Linked DNA regions of Homo sapiens: region 2 is linked to region 1. A link is an interaction called in ENCODE POLR2A ChIA-PET data of the cell type or tissue named here. Cell type or tissue: OCI-LY7. All regions are shown on one strand. Region 1 overlaps AFF2 (ALF transcription elongation factor 2). Region 2 overlaps AFF2 (ALF transcription elongation factor 2).

Region 1 (8,000 bases):
TTTGAAATATGATTTTAACTTCATTTCATGTAGACCTCACTGCATCAGGGCTCTCAGTGTCTCTGTGTAATTCATGCAAACACCAACAGGTAGGCTTGCAGAAGCCTTGTAATTGTTTACCATTTAGTATGTCACCCAAGTGGCTCTAGGGTATGCATTTGTTTCTCAGGAAAATTTCACCAGCTCCTTACACTAGGCACTTTTCCACCAGCCTAATATATTATACTAAATAGCAATCTTGTTACACCAAATACATTGCAGAAAGTAAACTGTGAAAAAATACCAGTATAAATAGTGCAACTCTAAGGCAGATGCTGGGGAAAAAATAAAAGCCTTCCTATACAATATGCTTAATTTGTATTATTGTAACCGGAAAGGCCATGTTTTGAAGGAAACTCACCTAGAAATGGAAGTAGGTAAAACAGTCAAATGCCGTAGCAGTGTTACCTTTCAGCAAAGATAAAGCCCTATTGTTCAATGGATTGGGAACTGAGAGCGGTCACAGAGCAGCTCTTCATGTTAGAGCTCTGTTCCAGAACTCAAGTGTAGTTCCCCCTTAGTAAGGGCATCTGCTAATCATTACCACCAAACACGCAGTTGGAAAGACATTAAAATATACTACCTATTTTATACTGCAGAGCTGGCAGTGTGAACACAGAGCAATTCTTGGATTTGCTGGCTCTCTGAGGAGCTGACAGCCATTGGCTGTTAGAAAAAACAAAATATGAAAATCCATCAATATGTAATTATCTCTTCTCTTTTGTCTGAAGATCATATTGCTCAAAGGGATATAATAAGGCACAACACTGTTATTCTGCCTCTGCATTCTGTTTCATGCATTTTCCTTCCTAGTGAGCGGGCACCTACCTAGACCTTGCTTCTGATCGTCCACTAAGAGCTATTTGCATAGCCATAGTCTCTACATGCTTTTAGGCCTCCCTCCCTTTCTTCCTTTTTAATTTCTCAAGCCCCTGAGACATCAGTGGTTCTCTATGAGAAGCATCCTTGCCTCTTTATATTCTTAGCTAGGAAATGGGTGACAAACCCCAATGTTGCCTCATTCAGTACCTCAGGGCATCATACCACATGGAAGTGTTCTTGGTAGCACCCTAGTGGCTTTAAGAAATACCCACATACCCTTCTAGAAGAACCCAAGAATCATGAGGATAAGATAGAAAGGAGCCCAGGGGTTGCTAATTTCCAAGACAAGGAGTTGCCTCATTTGTTGTATTTGTTTTCCTTAGGAAATGTTTCCTACTCCCAAGACCCAGTAAAATGAATATTTTTCATTATGATTTCATAGAGGGGTAAACATAGATGGGGAAAGAATCATATGTGCAAAATAACTGGATCGTAACTACTCTTGTGGTTTTTCCATTCAGAAAATACTTGTACACAGCAACTCATTGGAGGAGGGAGGTTGTGGTTTATTATATAATCCTGGTCTGCAATTTTCCTTAGATGCACAAGATGGTTGTTTCTGTTTCTCTTTGAATTACCCGTGTTGCCCTCTGGGTATTATATAAACGATGAACTTGTATGTTCATTGAAACATTAACAATCTTCATCCAAAATGTTTGGCATAATTTTTCTTCCTCTTGAACTCATTGCTTTTGCTGTGCTGCTGTCATTGGTAGTATCATCCAAATATAATATTGGACCTAAATGCCATCAGCAGACATGAGCCACAGGGAATAGGGCCATAGGTCATCATAATCATGTGAAATTTCTTGGGCACTGTTTACATGGAAGGAACACTTGACTATATGTGGAAGCTTGTCTACAAGTCAGTCTTCTGGCTTAACTCTAGGGTAAAGAGTTCCAAAGCTCTGGAGGCAGGAGACCTAGGTTCCAGGCCCAGCCCTGCTACTGATTTGTTCTGGGCCTTTAAGTTAATTAACCAACAAGAGCCTCAGTTTCTTTCTCTCCTTCAGGAATGGAGCTAATAATCATTTCTGCTCTGCTTTTGTTACTAAGCATCAAATGAAATGCTGTACAAGTGCTTTAGATACCAAAAAGTGCCACGCATATGCTGGTTATTCTTGTAGTTTGTATATTATTATCTAAGTCCATTATTTAATGGATTCCAGCCACAATCAACTCTTTCAAGGCATGGACTGGATTTATTCCATCATTAGCGAAGAAATTTCCTTTTCTGAGAGGGCCAAGATTACGTTTTGTGTAATCTTGCTTTCCATAGAAGTGACCACTTTCAAGTACTAATTTTACATGCACTTGAGCACTTGGCAAATAAAGTGAAACACTTTTTTAAAAAACATCTTTTCTTTTGGACAATTGTTGCAAAACCCTGATATATCATTTCTCATCAGGGTAAGGATATACACTGTTTTCAACTGCATTTCTTGTTTTCATCGAAAATGCAGCCCATTCACAACTTGTTCCTGTCTAAGGAAAAGGCTTGCACTGCTACATTTCCTCATTAGCTCTGCCTAAGACAAACTCCTGTGTCATGGCTGATGGAGCCTTTATGAGCTTTTTAGCCAAATGACTGATGTTTGCCTCGTTATGTCAGATCTGAGGGCACTCCTGGCATCTCTCTTTATTCCCTGTCTAACACCATCAATCGAGCAGCTGCCATGCACCCATGATCAGGCTGATTATGAAAATGTGCTCAGGAGCCTGATGACTCCAGTTGTTTTTTATCTGAAGAGGCCAGTAGATGCTGGCTAGAGCTTATAGTTATATGAACAGCAGATTTTGTCCCAGGATTAGCAGGTGAGAATCACTGGAGCTGAGTCCATAGCAGCTAGGTGAGGGCCATGAAAACTAACATTGGTTTATTATAGAAGAAGCTCCTAGAAGGACTGGTTTTGGCCATTTTAGTCATTTTCCCATTTATCCCTTAGAAGATTATTTTGGCCTTTTCATTTTGGTTTCATGTCCTAGACAAGTTTATTATTCTCATGACCATGGGAAGAAAGCTTTTTAAACCCAAGGCCTGCTATAAAAAAAAAAAAAAAAGTATATTTTTCATAAGTGCACTTTTTAATTAAGATAAATATTTTTTATGGGGCACATCAAAATCCAGCTGTACCTTCATGAAGTTTCCCTGAATATATGATGACAGCTTTTATTTGCTGCTGAAATTAAAAGTGATCTGTGACCTTCTCTGATCCTGAGACTGTTACTAGCCTGGTAGAGTGGTCTGCAAATGATGGGGCTTGGGCTTCATTAGGGCACTGGCCTACTCCTGTGAGCTAGCTTGATGGGGTTAGGCCCTGAGGCACGTGGCCTTTGGATGGAGCTCAGCTAAGTGCCTCATCAGCAGGGAGTCAGCTCTATAACCTCCCAGCTGAGCCCAGGCAGGATGAGGTTGAAACAGCCTATTGTTTTTTCTCCTCTAGGCTTTTTTCCTTACCCAAAAGTAGCCCTGTGGCTTTTCTCTCTTTTCTTTCTTACCTAGTCTCCCTTTGTATCACCTTTTACTTGGAAAACCAGAAACCTGTATTATAATTTAGTTCAGAACCTCAGGTTGTTCTGAAGTGTTTGAAATAGATCGCTCTGCTGACCCTGGAGGGGAGCCCAGGCTGACCACACCAAAGGACATCCTCATGTGTTCAGGAAAACTTGGTGAGACTGTAGCTGGATCTTGATATGCTAATTTCTAGTCATTTCTGAGAAGCTGTGCATTCTCTAAACCAGCAAGTTCTTGGGGTGCTCAAACAAGTGAATGGGGGTAACAATTTTTATATTTGCTTAACACTTTTTATAATTAGTGTATCATGGTTGCGTTTCTAGCTACTGACAAGGAGTCTAGAACATGGGTGGGAGATAAAATACAATTCAAGGCCACCTGGGAGTGAAAGAGGAAGTTTGGCAAAGAACGTAAGTTTTGTAACCCTTGCCTAGTGTTAGAATCACCCAGAGAGGGTTGAGAACAAACCCATGTCCAGAATCCACACCTGAACAGTTAAGTCAGAATCACTTGGATGGACCCTGTATAGGAATGTTTTCAAAGCTTCCCATGTGATTTGAGTGTGCATGCAGCCAGAGATGAGACCACTGGTGTGGTAGAAGAAGCATGAACTTCTAAGTCAAAGATGGGAGTTTGAGCCTTGTCTTATCTCTGTGCCTTATTGGTACTGTGGACTTGGGAAAAATCATCTAACGTTTCTGTACCTCAGGATCTTCATCTGTAAAATGAGAATCAGAGTAATAGCTGCTATTTATTGAGTGCTTTCTTTGTACCAGCTATTGTGCTGAGCACATTACATGCATTCTTGTTTAATCTTCACAAAACCTCAAATAATTTGAGAGTACTGTAGTTATCTCCATTTTACAGATTTAGAAACTGAAGCTCAGAGAGTGTGAATAATTTGTCCAGGTTGTATGAACAATCAGCATGGAACCAGAACCCTTACCAGCTCATGTTTACTCCAGAGTCCAAGCTTTTAACCATGATTCTAGAAAGAATGACCACTACCAAAACAATTTCTTCACAGGGATATGAACTAAGTGAGTTAATATATGTTTAAATACTCTGTAAACTGTGCATGGATATATGTGTGGAAGTTGCATATTAGTAGTGGTAGGAGTAAAAAGAATAGGCTGGGAATTTCGGTTTATGAAACATCAGAGTCAGTTGAAAAGCTGTAGACATGCAAGCAGAAGTGAGTGGGATGCGGCTAAGCATTTGTGGGCTCTTGTGGCTCGGTTAGAATTACAAGACAGCACTTTAGAACTGCTTAGCCTGAGCTAGTCAGGACTTACTCGGGTCTGGAATCAATTCAGAAATACATCTGGAACACCCTCCTGAGGACCTCTTTGCCTTTTGTTTATGTCTACTAAATTTCAAGTTCTTTCTCAGTTTACAGAAGTAACATCAGGCACATAATTCATGTTTTAAAAGAAGAGAGAAAGAGACGTGGTTGTCATATGTGAATTAGCTGCTTTGACTTTTTTCAATAGTGGATTGATCACATGCCTCTAATTTAACTCCCTTTTAAAACCACACCAAAACTACAATAAGGGATTTTTTTTTTTTAAAGAAACTCAAAAGGACTGGAGATATGTGAGAGGAAATAACCAAATTTCAGAAGCTGGAAAGCATTTGAGCAAATATTAGCTGATTTAGCAGATCTGGAAATCCAAATCCTAGCAGTGGGAAAGCTTAGAATCAATACAGTTCACACTGCAGAACCTTCAAAAAGCCAAGGAATTGGTGATAGCAGATATCCCTTGAAGCAGGAGTGAAGAGGGTATAAAATATAGAGGATTGATTGAAAGCTGTGTAAGAAGTTAGATCCCCAATTCCTCTCCCTCACTCTTACTGCTCTTCCTTTCCCCAGCCTTGCAGAAAATGGAACTTTATTTTTTGGAGAGGATAAAACAGAGGTTTGTTGTCCTGGAGTACTTTTCTGGAAACATGGATTTTTAGTGAACAAATGCATACACCACCAGCTACACACAGGGACTGCCAGTTTGCTTCCACTAGAATGCTGGCAGCAAGGATTCACTGTGACATTCCAGAAAAAAAGAAGATAAAGAGAAAATTCCACAAGCCTCCAGAAAGAAGGAAGAAGGGAGGAAGGTAGGAGAGAGGGAGAGAATAGGTATCATGCAATGGGACAGAATAGCTTTGGATTTCACAGCAGCACTTGAAACTCAAAGACAATCCTGAAGGAAAATAACTTCCACCTTAATATTTCTACTTAGCCAAATTATCGATAAAGTGGGAAGATAGGATAAAGACATTTTCAGACACTCAAGATCTCAGAGAAAAATTGACCTCTAACCAAGTTTTTCTCAGTAACCTACAGAGGATGTATTTGTTCACCAAAGAGAAGGAATAAATAAAAGGAGAGGAAAGCATGTCTATAGGAAACAGGAGCCATAACACAGGAGAGAGGCCAAAGGAGTCTACCAGACAGTGGTGAAGAGAATCCCGATGTAGAGGGCAACCAGTTGAGGTTGAAGTAGGTCAGAAAGCTCTGAATGAAATTTATGAAGAAAATGAAATAGATAGCTAATGTGAGTAAATGTATTGACAGGATTTATGCAGCTAGTAGAGAGTTTAAGGTTGGATTAGTGATATGTGCATAGAAAAATGACCAAACATTAATAAAAAGCCAGTCATGATGATTGACTCCAAAAAGTTGCTCAGGAAAGGAAAATCCTAGTTTAGTACATGGCTTAGGTCTGAATAACATATACCATCTAAAAATTGCAAAAATAAAAATTGATCTAACTAAACTTTTGACGTAAATATGTTGGGAAGATGGAGGGATGACAAGTATTCCAGTATGTAGTAGGGAAGAGGAAAGCAAGAAGGTCAACTAAATGCTCATTTTCCACAGAAGGAAGTCAATAGATAATACCTAAAAATAAAAAAATAGCAATCCAGTGTGTTTTTTAGAGAAATGAAGGCAAATGCTCCAAGAATAAAATAAAGTTATAAGCAATTGCTTGTTGAGAAGAAGGAATAATCTAGGGGTGCAGTGGCAGGGCTGGGAACTGCTTTGGGTCTTTAAGAAGCTTTGATAGGTAGTTGACTCTTGAAATCATCATATGTATACATCAATTTGATAAAAATCCCTAACATCTACTGTGCTCTTTGGCAAATACAACAATGAAAACTGCCTTGAGATAGAAAATGAAATGCACAAAGTAGTAATAGAAACTCCTTTCCTTGGTGTAGGAGATAAGATATATATACTCCTACTAAGCAGGTGATAGTTACAAAAGAAAGAAAGAAGTCCAACAGTAAAGAAGCAAAGCCTCCATCAAACTTTTATTTTGAAGGAAAAACAATCAAACACCAATGAAATGGGCTGTAGTACATCTGAAGGAACAAGAGCGCCGCCCGCCTCCAACCACTTCATGGCCACTTGTGCCCTGGTGTGACTGCCTAGTCAAGGGGCCAGGGAAGCTGCACAAAGACCCTTTCATCTAGCCAGGTCTCTCTCCTTAATTGCTTGCAAATCCAGTAGAGCTAACCCAAATACAATAGGTACTTGAGATGTAGCCTCTGAAAAGAGCATAAAGTGGGACGACTATGTTCCCATCTCCTCTGACAGTAGGAATCAGGATTTCCCTGGAATTTCCCATTAGCCTCACTTTTTAGTATTTCAGCTCTCCCAATTAGGCCAAATAGTGATATGCTGAATGCTGGGGCAGATCCTAAATGTCAGTTAGCGAGGTTTAATGAAAGCAAAGAGCTCTGTGCACAGGTAAGTCATATTAACAGATATTTGTAGTCATTTGCATAATTGATGTGACTAAATAGTTTAATCAGGAGAATATTGGAAATATTTGTTACACTTTTAGCCTCCTTTTGTATTGCTCTAGGATAAAAACTGTGGAGATAACTGAAAGTATTGACTAACTCCTCAGGGGATGTGATATATCTTTTGACAATGAAAACTCCCAATAAATTCTCAGCACTACTAAGGAACAACTCAATGGACCATGTTAACACTTCCTGTCTGTCTGTCACCAGACAACCACCAGGGGTTACTATAGCTAGGCTCTCTACAGAAAGGGTTATGACATCTGCTGGGGGGCAGATGAAGGGGTCTGGCTTACCCTATTTTCTATGGTGAAGCTACAGTTAGTTAATTTGAAATTAATAATGCCTTAGTGGAGTTTACCAAAAACCTCTGCTTGTGGGGCCTTGCAACAAAGAGGAGAATGTTTAAGCCGAAAAATGCTTAATGTCTTTTAAAATCTCAAGTCGGGCTGCTTTGTGTGTTACCCTATGAAAGGCCCTATGAGGTGGTGGAGGAGCTGAGGAGGGCAAAGAGGGGAGTGTGGTAATCTCAAAAAGCCCAGTGAGCTGGACAGCGATTTCCTTTCTCTGTGCCAGGTAAAATCAGCACAGGAGCCCTTAATCGCTTGTTGTTCTAGGGTATTATTAAGTGAATACATTTTTCATGGCCCACCTGCTAGTGTAACTAATTAACAGCCATTCTCATTAATTACATTGATCAGGATCATAAAATAATTTCAAATTGCTGAGCATGATCCGCAGGACTAAAATG
Region 2 (8,000 bases), 55 kb after region 1:
AGTGCCCTTCTCTTCTGTGAGTAAGACTAGAATCTTCTTTATGACCAAGAGGGTGGCCTCTGGATTCTGACAGCCCCAGCGGTTACTGTGTTTTTGTACCACTGACTAATTGTGTGGTGTTGAGCATGTTAACCTCCCTGTGTCTCATGTATCTCAGTTTCCTCATCCGCAAAATGAGGATGGTATACCACTTCAGAGTTTTTGTGAGGATTAAATAAGATAGTACTCATAAAAGTCCTGGAACAGTGGCTGGCATAAACAAGGAATCAACAGATAGGAACTATTAGTGTTATTGTTGTTCTTCTGCACAAGTCTATTCTTGTAATAACTGCTTTCACCTTCAAGGCACTTTTCCCAACATATACCAGCAATGTATGTTTCTACATAATAGAATAAATACATTAGTTCCCTAAAGGTGTTTGGTCCTTGATTTTCCTTCATGAAATGAAAAGACAAATGATCTCTTCAGGTTAAGTTTGTCAGATTTTGATATGCCCAAATGGGTCAAATAAAGAAATTTATCTATTAATATAAAGACCAGGAGTTATTTTCCATGTGATGCCTGGGACTCACACTGTGAGATCCAGATGCAGTTGGTCCAATGTATGCCCTGAGCCTGGAGATTTATAAAATCTTCTCTGGATGATTCTGATAGGCAGCCAAAATTGTGAACCAAGTGATAGAAGAAATATTTAGAAACATTTCCAATTTAAAGTTATTATTTTAAATTTCAGATCATTATTAATTTGTGAATTACATTTTTAAATTGACCAACTTAGTGTCTCTGTCTCAAAGGTCATATCTGAGTCTATAGAAGAAAATTTGTAAAGGATATCTAATGAAATTAACTTAATCTGTTACTAGAAAGACTTTAGACTTCAGCAACCATGAAATTTTGCTATGTTTTTACAGAGTAAAGAGGACCCAAAAGCTATAAAGAGATTTACATATCGCTTTATCAGGGTGTCAGTCATCTTATCTGTTAAATGTGAGCAGTCATTAGTAGTTTACAGAAGCCTTTTTTGATAACTATCATATGTAACCTTTACACTAACCATGCAGAGAAGACATAAAGTTAATTTTCATGTTCAAAGAAGGAAACTGAGGCTTTAAATGTAAAGCAATTTATTAATGAACAAGAAACTTGTAAGTGAAAGTGACAGAGCCTGTCCCAGATCATCTGAATCTGGATGCCATCTTTTTTGGACACACTGTAAAATTCCTTAAAGCTTTCTACCTGGGAACAAAAGAATCTGTTTCTTTGACTGGCATCAGGTTAGGTTTCTAGTAGGTTTTTACCACTCCTAAGTGTATTAAATTATCTTTGCAGCTTGAGTATTTGGTATTTGTTAGAGAGATGACAACGTCTTCTTGAGTGTTTGGTAGGCCAGTCAAAATAATTTTGTCCAAAGCCTAAGCCACACACTTTTTTTCAAAAAAGCAAATATGTTTTCCTTATGACATTTGCATTGTCCATTGCTTATTTATGTACAGAAAGGTTATTTGTGTTCAGTTGGAGGATGCAGTGACTTAAAAACCTCTGACCTTAAGGAGGGAAAAGTCTAATGGGAGACTTAGAGAATCCTGGTTAAATCATTAGAAGAAAACAAAATTGAGCCCTCTTAATGAGCACAGTATATCATAGGACCAGGAATATCCATACAGTGGAATATTATTTAACTATAAAAAGAAACGAAGTACTGACCCATGCTACAGTGTGGATGTACATTGAAAATAGTATGCTCAGTGAAAGAGGCCATGCACAAAAAACCACATGTTGCATAATTCCATGTATATGAAGTATCTAGAAGTGGCAAATTCATTCAGAGAGAAAGTAGATTAGTAGTTGCTTAGGGCTGGGCTGGATGGTAGGATTGCAGGACAGGATGATACCTAAAAGTGTACAGAGCCTCTTTTTGAGTTGATGAAAATATTCTAACATTAATATCATGGTGATGCTTTCAAGACTCTGTGAATATGCTAAAAACCACTGAATTGTACACTTTAAATGGGTGAAATTGTAGCTATATTAGTTATATCTCAATCAAGCTGTTATTAATGAAAAGAGAGGACTAGAAAAGAAGCAAAGCAGGGGATACAGAAACAAGTTAGGAGGGATGGCTCTTGGGAGGTCTGCCTGACTTAATTGGAGGAGGCTTAGACAGGCTTTGCAGATGGGCTGAATCTTTGCTTCCATTTTCAGAAATGGAGGGGATGAGGTAGTCCCAAGATGCTCCTACATTGAAATATTAAGCCTGTTTCTGCCAGGACCTCTGGACTATTGATGTCTACATAATTTTACAAACCACAGATTTAAAGGAAAATCAAAAACAAATTGGAATGATCAGATGGGCAGCTGTCTAGAGCTAAAAACTTGTGTGTTTCTCACCTTTTCATTCTCTTCTTGATTATTTTTCATGAGAGACAGTGTTTGCAGGGAGATAGTTCATTTGCTGAAGAGAGTGGTGGTATGCTGAGTTCCTCATGAGTCCTGACATTAAATATGGCTGAGGAGGTTCTACTGGTTTTAGAAATTCCTTTCCAAGGCCACTTACCTTCTATTCTTTTGCACACCTCCAGATCCAAGGTTCTTGTGTTTTTACTCTATATGTGTAAAATAATGATGGCCTGTTTTGAGCTGCTTTTATAGTTTTGAATTTAGCACTTTACATAATGTGGGTTAAGTTTGAAGGTATTGGATAGCAGAGATTTTCTTTTCTTAACAAAAAGAAGTTATGTAGAGATTAGATCAGTGTCAAATTCAAAATAGGACTCGGTATAGAAAAAGTATCACCTGACACTCTGGAACATATAACATGGATAAATATCTACACATGTTATAGAAGGCAGGGATTCATTCAGAAGAACCACAGGAAGTGAGTGATAGCTTATGTTTGTCCTTTGAGTGGATTAAATATGTATTTTTATGCTTTTGCAAAGATATTAGCCAAATAAAGGTGTTTACTGTAGTTGGACTGGAAAACAAGTGAGGCTGAATTATTTACCTTCATGTACACCATTACTACAGTAAATCATATATTAGCAGTATTTTAAAACAAATTTATCATTTTAAAATATCAATTTTTTATTCCCCAAGTGGCTTTGTAAAATAACCAAATTAGGTAAACAATGAGTATTAGCTTCATGAAATATATGAACCAAATGGACTGAAACTGGTTTTTACTCTCCCTCGCCCAGCCTCTTCCCCACAGATGCAGTTAATTTTTATAATCCCTTTAGGGTCTGTACATTTTGATATAAGGAAACTAGTGGTTTATCTATACTCGAATCTAAATTAAATCCCTAAAGTTTTTCCCTACTGCCAATTTCTAATAAAATGCAGTCCTAAGGAAAGGTGACCAATGGAGTGCATGTGAAACTCATCTTCATTCTGAAGTGTGATGGAAACACAGGAGGCAGAAGGGACAAACCATGTTGCTTGGGAATGTGAAAGCCTGAGTTCCAGCCTCCTAGTTCTCTGACAAACCCGCTGTGAGGCCCATTACCTTACCTTAGTTCTATTTCCTCATCTGTAAAATGAGGGCACTGCAACTAGATGATTGCTAAACTCTCTTCCTGTTATAAACAGTCTCTGTTGTAAAAGACTAGCCTGCATTGTCAGCCTGTGTGGGCTACCACTGTGCGCTAATGAAGACGGCATAATTGAACTTTCTAGATCTCACGGAATCTACATGTGCCCTGCATTTTATTGTCCCACCAATGAACCTGAGGCTTTTAATGAGCAAAATGAGAGTTATCTACATACAAGATAAGGTTCAAGTGTCTGAGAGAAGGAGAAGGCTAGGAGAAGATACTACATGTACTTGAAGATGGAAGAAACAGATTCAGATCTTCCTTTGCCACTAGCTTGATGACGGCTTGAGACAGCTCCCTCTGTTCATTTTTGGAGGGCCTTAGTTTCCTCTTTTGTAAATGAGGGCAGTTCCTCTGTTTGTGGTGGCTAGGGAAGCACACAGGTGGGTGAAATCACAGCTAATATAAAAATCCTGGGCTGGGTGCAGTGGCTCATGCCTGTAATCCCAGCACTTTGGGAGGCCGAGACGGGTGGATCACCTGAGGTCAGGAGTTGGAGACCAGCCTGGTCAACATGGCAAAACCCTACCTCTACTAAAAATACAAAAAATTAGCCAGGCGTGGTGGCTGGTGCCTGTAATCCCAGCTACTTGGGAGGCTGAGGCAGGAGAATCGCTTGAACCTGGGAGGTGGATGTTGCAGTGAGCTGAGATTGCGCCATTGCACTCCAGCCTGGTCGACAAGAGGGAAAACTCCGTCAAAAAAAAAAAAAAAAAAAAAAAAGAAAAGAAAAAAAATCCTATGATAGAGAGAAGCTTCTCACCATCATGCCTTACACCAAGGTGATTAACAAAGTAGTTAAATGGAACTTGTTCTTCTTTCTGACCTTTTCCAGTCAGCTAGCGTGGATATCAATGAAATAGCGATTCCAAAAAGGTAACCTGGAGAGAGAGAAACCTAAGGCCTTTGGTTAATTCATAGTAAATTTGGTTTTGAGTGGTCAGTTTTTATATTATCATAATGTGACCAATTTTATTATATCCAGGAGAAAAAAGTTGGAAAAATATCCTAACTTGCTAAGAGTGATGAATCCTTGAGTTGAGATTTTTGGCTTAACTTCTCAGTATGAACATGGGTTTTCATGCTGATTGATAGGATCAATTCATCCTGTCTTCATCACAGAATAAACTTGAATTGTTCATACCGATGATATGATGATTAATTCAGGTTTTTGGCTTGAGCATTTCTTTGTGGGCTATGGAGCTCTTTTTCCTTTGGAAAGCAGGCCTGGGTGTGTAAAGATGTATCAAATTATCAGGGGACAGACATATACTTTCCTGCAGCCTCTGCAGGGCTCACAGGTTCAAACACAACCTGCCTGAATCATAAGAAATTTAATTGAGTAGATAAAGAGGTCCTCATAATTATAAACTGCAGTAGGTATAACAAGAGGCTAAATACATAGCTGTGGTTTTAATTAGCTGGTGCTTCAAATTAGTAATGTTGGTTTCAGTCAGAAATCAGTGACGTTATAGACTGAAAGCCTCATCACCATGTAGTTCATTACTCATTAGACCTCACTGTGTGAAGCCTTCAATACAACGCCATGCTGAGCAAGAAAGGAAAAAGTTGGAGATATTTGGTTGCCTTCCAAGAGCAGTGGAGCTCTGTGGAGATTAAATTCATTCTCGCCAGAGATATGAGAATTAACTGTTCTTTGTCGGATGTGTTAAAAAATGCAGCAGGCAGTTTTGCTTGCAACAGATAACACCCGCATGCACACTCAATCTGCTATTCAAATTTGTGTCTGGAATTTGGTAGCTAATGAACTGATGCAAAATGCAGCCAAGAGCCTCCTAACAAATCAAAGCCAGGGCTAAAGCACCGAAAGTGCCCTTACTGCTGATCGTTTGAAAGGTTGTCATGCAAGCTGAAGCACGTTTCCTTTTCTTCTCCTTCTCCTTTCTTTTTCCTTCAGGGTTTTAATTATATCTTTCCCTCGGAGAAGGAAGGTAGTTTGCAAAGCCAAGAGACCAAAGCACTTCAGTTCTCTTCATGGGAGAATTAAATGTGATCTATGGGCCTGTCATTCTTAGCTGTCAGGTGCACAAAATGAACAGATAGCTAGAAAACTGACATCCTGCTCGCATTACTCAGAAGGAAAAGACTTTGGTTCTTGTTTGTGTGTAGATACTAATCTGCTATGGAAAGCAAAGAAATTAAGTGTCCTTCTCCTTTGCAACAACCCTGCCCTCACTAAATATTGCTTTAACTTGTTACTCTACCCCCACCCCCATAACACCCAATCTTTCTTACATTTGGATAAATTGATGGGATTGGATTACACACAGCCAATTTATGGTGTTGAGGTACGGTCACAAGCGCCACACTTAACGGACTGAAGATGTTACTGTGCCTGATTGTTTCCATGTCAGTCTCAAACATGGAGACATTGAGACACACAACAATTGTTTGGGGTTCTGAGTTCAACTTGTGAATGGAAATGAAAGATGATGCTAGAAAATCTAATACCTATGGAGGGCATCTGAGACTACAAATAATAGCCTGGCTTCCAGTATCTGGACTTGATATCTTCCTTGACCAGGCAAGGCCTAGATATGGGGCCCTGGCTTTGGGTAGGACTCTGAAGGTTTTCTTTGCTTTACTCAGACAGTGATAACATTTGCTGAATATACTCATGAATGGTCCAGTGAGCTTTAATGTATCTGACGTTTGTATTATGAAAGTGTAATGTGCATTTAAACATCCTATAAATGTTGTTGCTGTTTTTTAATGGAGAAATGAGTGTTCTTTATCCAGGAGATAAAGTTATCAAAGTCACTTTGAATTTGACCATTCAAGGATTCCTGTGAAGAAAAGTGGATGATTAAGTGTAGTGGCATTGTACACTCCATGTTTATCAACATCTAGTTAAGCTGCACAGATAGTTTATGTTCTAGGTTCTTTGAGCAAACTAGCCTACCAATGACAGGTATTAAGGTTTCGGATATAGTCAAAGCCTGTCAACTGTAGTTTTATATCAGTAGATCTCTTATAATTCCTTTAGCTATTATGTTCATTTGCATGTCAATTATCTAATTAAGTCTTAACATGGGACTATTAACATGGGGAAGGAAACCAACATTTATCCAACACCTGCTAGGCATTTTATGTACATTTATGTAATTTAAATTTGCTCAGTGTATATATACTCACTTTGGGTAAGGTTAACATCAAAAGCATGAAAAAAGCCCAGTGAATAAAATAAGATACACCACTACGAGACTTAGATTATGGCTTAATTTGCAGTCTTGCATGATGAAGAAAATAATTGTTTTCTTAATAAGGAAGCATTCCATTCCATAAAACCAGAAGGCCTGGAATATATCTTAAATATTGTTTAGAAGCTTTTGATCCTCCAATGGGAAAGCCTGAAATGTGATGAGAGTCACAGTTAGTCTTTATAAAACATTTGTTCGTTGAGGTCATTAAAGGCTTTTGACACCTCCTTTTTTTCATCCACAGTTAGTCATTTGTTATTCAAGTCAGACCCCTTTTTTTGTGAAGAGTTTCTCAAAAAGGCTTCCATTCACTTTTGAAGAAAACTGTGAGAAGACCAACACCACAACAACCAAACACAAAGAAGTGTAGGTGATTTGGTGATTTATTTTTTTGTGGACTTCTGAAAATGCCCTTAAATTCTCCTGTGAGTTCATCAAAACAAGCTCACTTTGGCTATGGGCTCAGGACAGAAATCCAATTTATCTTCAGCTCCGTACTTTGATAATTCCTTTCCCTTAGGACTTTGTGACATCTGTGGATTCTGAGCCCTAGGTAGTTGGCAACACAATGTAACTTTAATTCAGTACCTTTCTGCACTGTGGGCTGACTTTTGGGGAGTATGTAATTGCTTATAATAATCAAAAAAGGACAAGGGAAGAGATTTTGCTTTACTTGCTTGTCATGAATATCATTTCAAATAAGCAAGTTTTTGTTTTCTTCTTTATTCTGAAGAGCTGGTCAGGATCTTAAACTCAATAGGTGTAATGAAAAGGATTATCTGTTCTCTATGCAGTGTCAACTTGGGCAGCAAGTTGACTTGAATTTTTTTCTTATTATTGACAGCAAGGAAAATTTAAATGACTTGCATGATTAATTAATCTTTTTCTCTTTTTGTCTTTTCCTTTTCATATCAGTCACTATGAACAAGACCGTAGTGCACTTAAAAAAAGGGAATGGGAGCGGAGGAATCAAGAAGTCCAGCAAGAAGACGATCTCTTTTCTTCAGGCTTTGATCTTTTTGGGGAGCCATACAAGGTAGCTGAATATGTATGTAATTTTTCTTTCTGGAAAATGGTTGCTTGTTACATTTTTGAACTCACTAATCAACATTTAATTTATGTTTAAAGCACCCAACTCATTTCCAGGGGAATATATTTTACAAGTGAAATTTGTACATACACTGT

Evidence for each region. ChIA-PET counts read pairs that join two places held together with the same protein. Peaks named below come from ENCODE experiments on the same cell type or tissue, not always from the same donor. Only the 100,000 strongest peaks of a DNase experiment are listed, where the experiment ranks them.
Region 2: POLR2A ChIA-PET joins it to region 1 with 5 read pairs; 1 of 35 experiments calls an interaction of 5 or more read pairs at or near these places.

What each region holds. Positions count from the first base shown.
Region 1 is chrX:148,589,522-148,597,521 of GRCh38, forward strand. The region is part of intron 1 of AFF2 (ALF transcription elongation factor 2); the gene reads left to right. Among named protein-coding and RNA genes, the nearest start is that of AFF2, 93 kb to the left of the region's middle. In OCI-LY7, no CTCF peak of the experiment used is centred here; a DNase peak (open chromatin) is centred at 3,830; H3K4me3 peaks cover 1,486 bases; H3K27ac peaks cover 3,940 bases.
Region 2 is chrX:148,644,269-148,652,268 of GRCh38, forward strand. It overlaps AFF2 (ALF transcription elongation factor 2), which reads left to right. Exons shown (of 21, transcript NM_002025.4): 2 at 7,731-7,863. Among named protein-coding and RNA genes, the nearest start is that of AFF2, 150 kb to the left of the region's middle. In OCI-LY7, no CTCF peak of the experiment used is centred here; a DNase peak (open chromatin) is centred at 3,523; H3K27ac peaks cover 2,132 bases.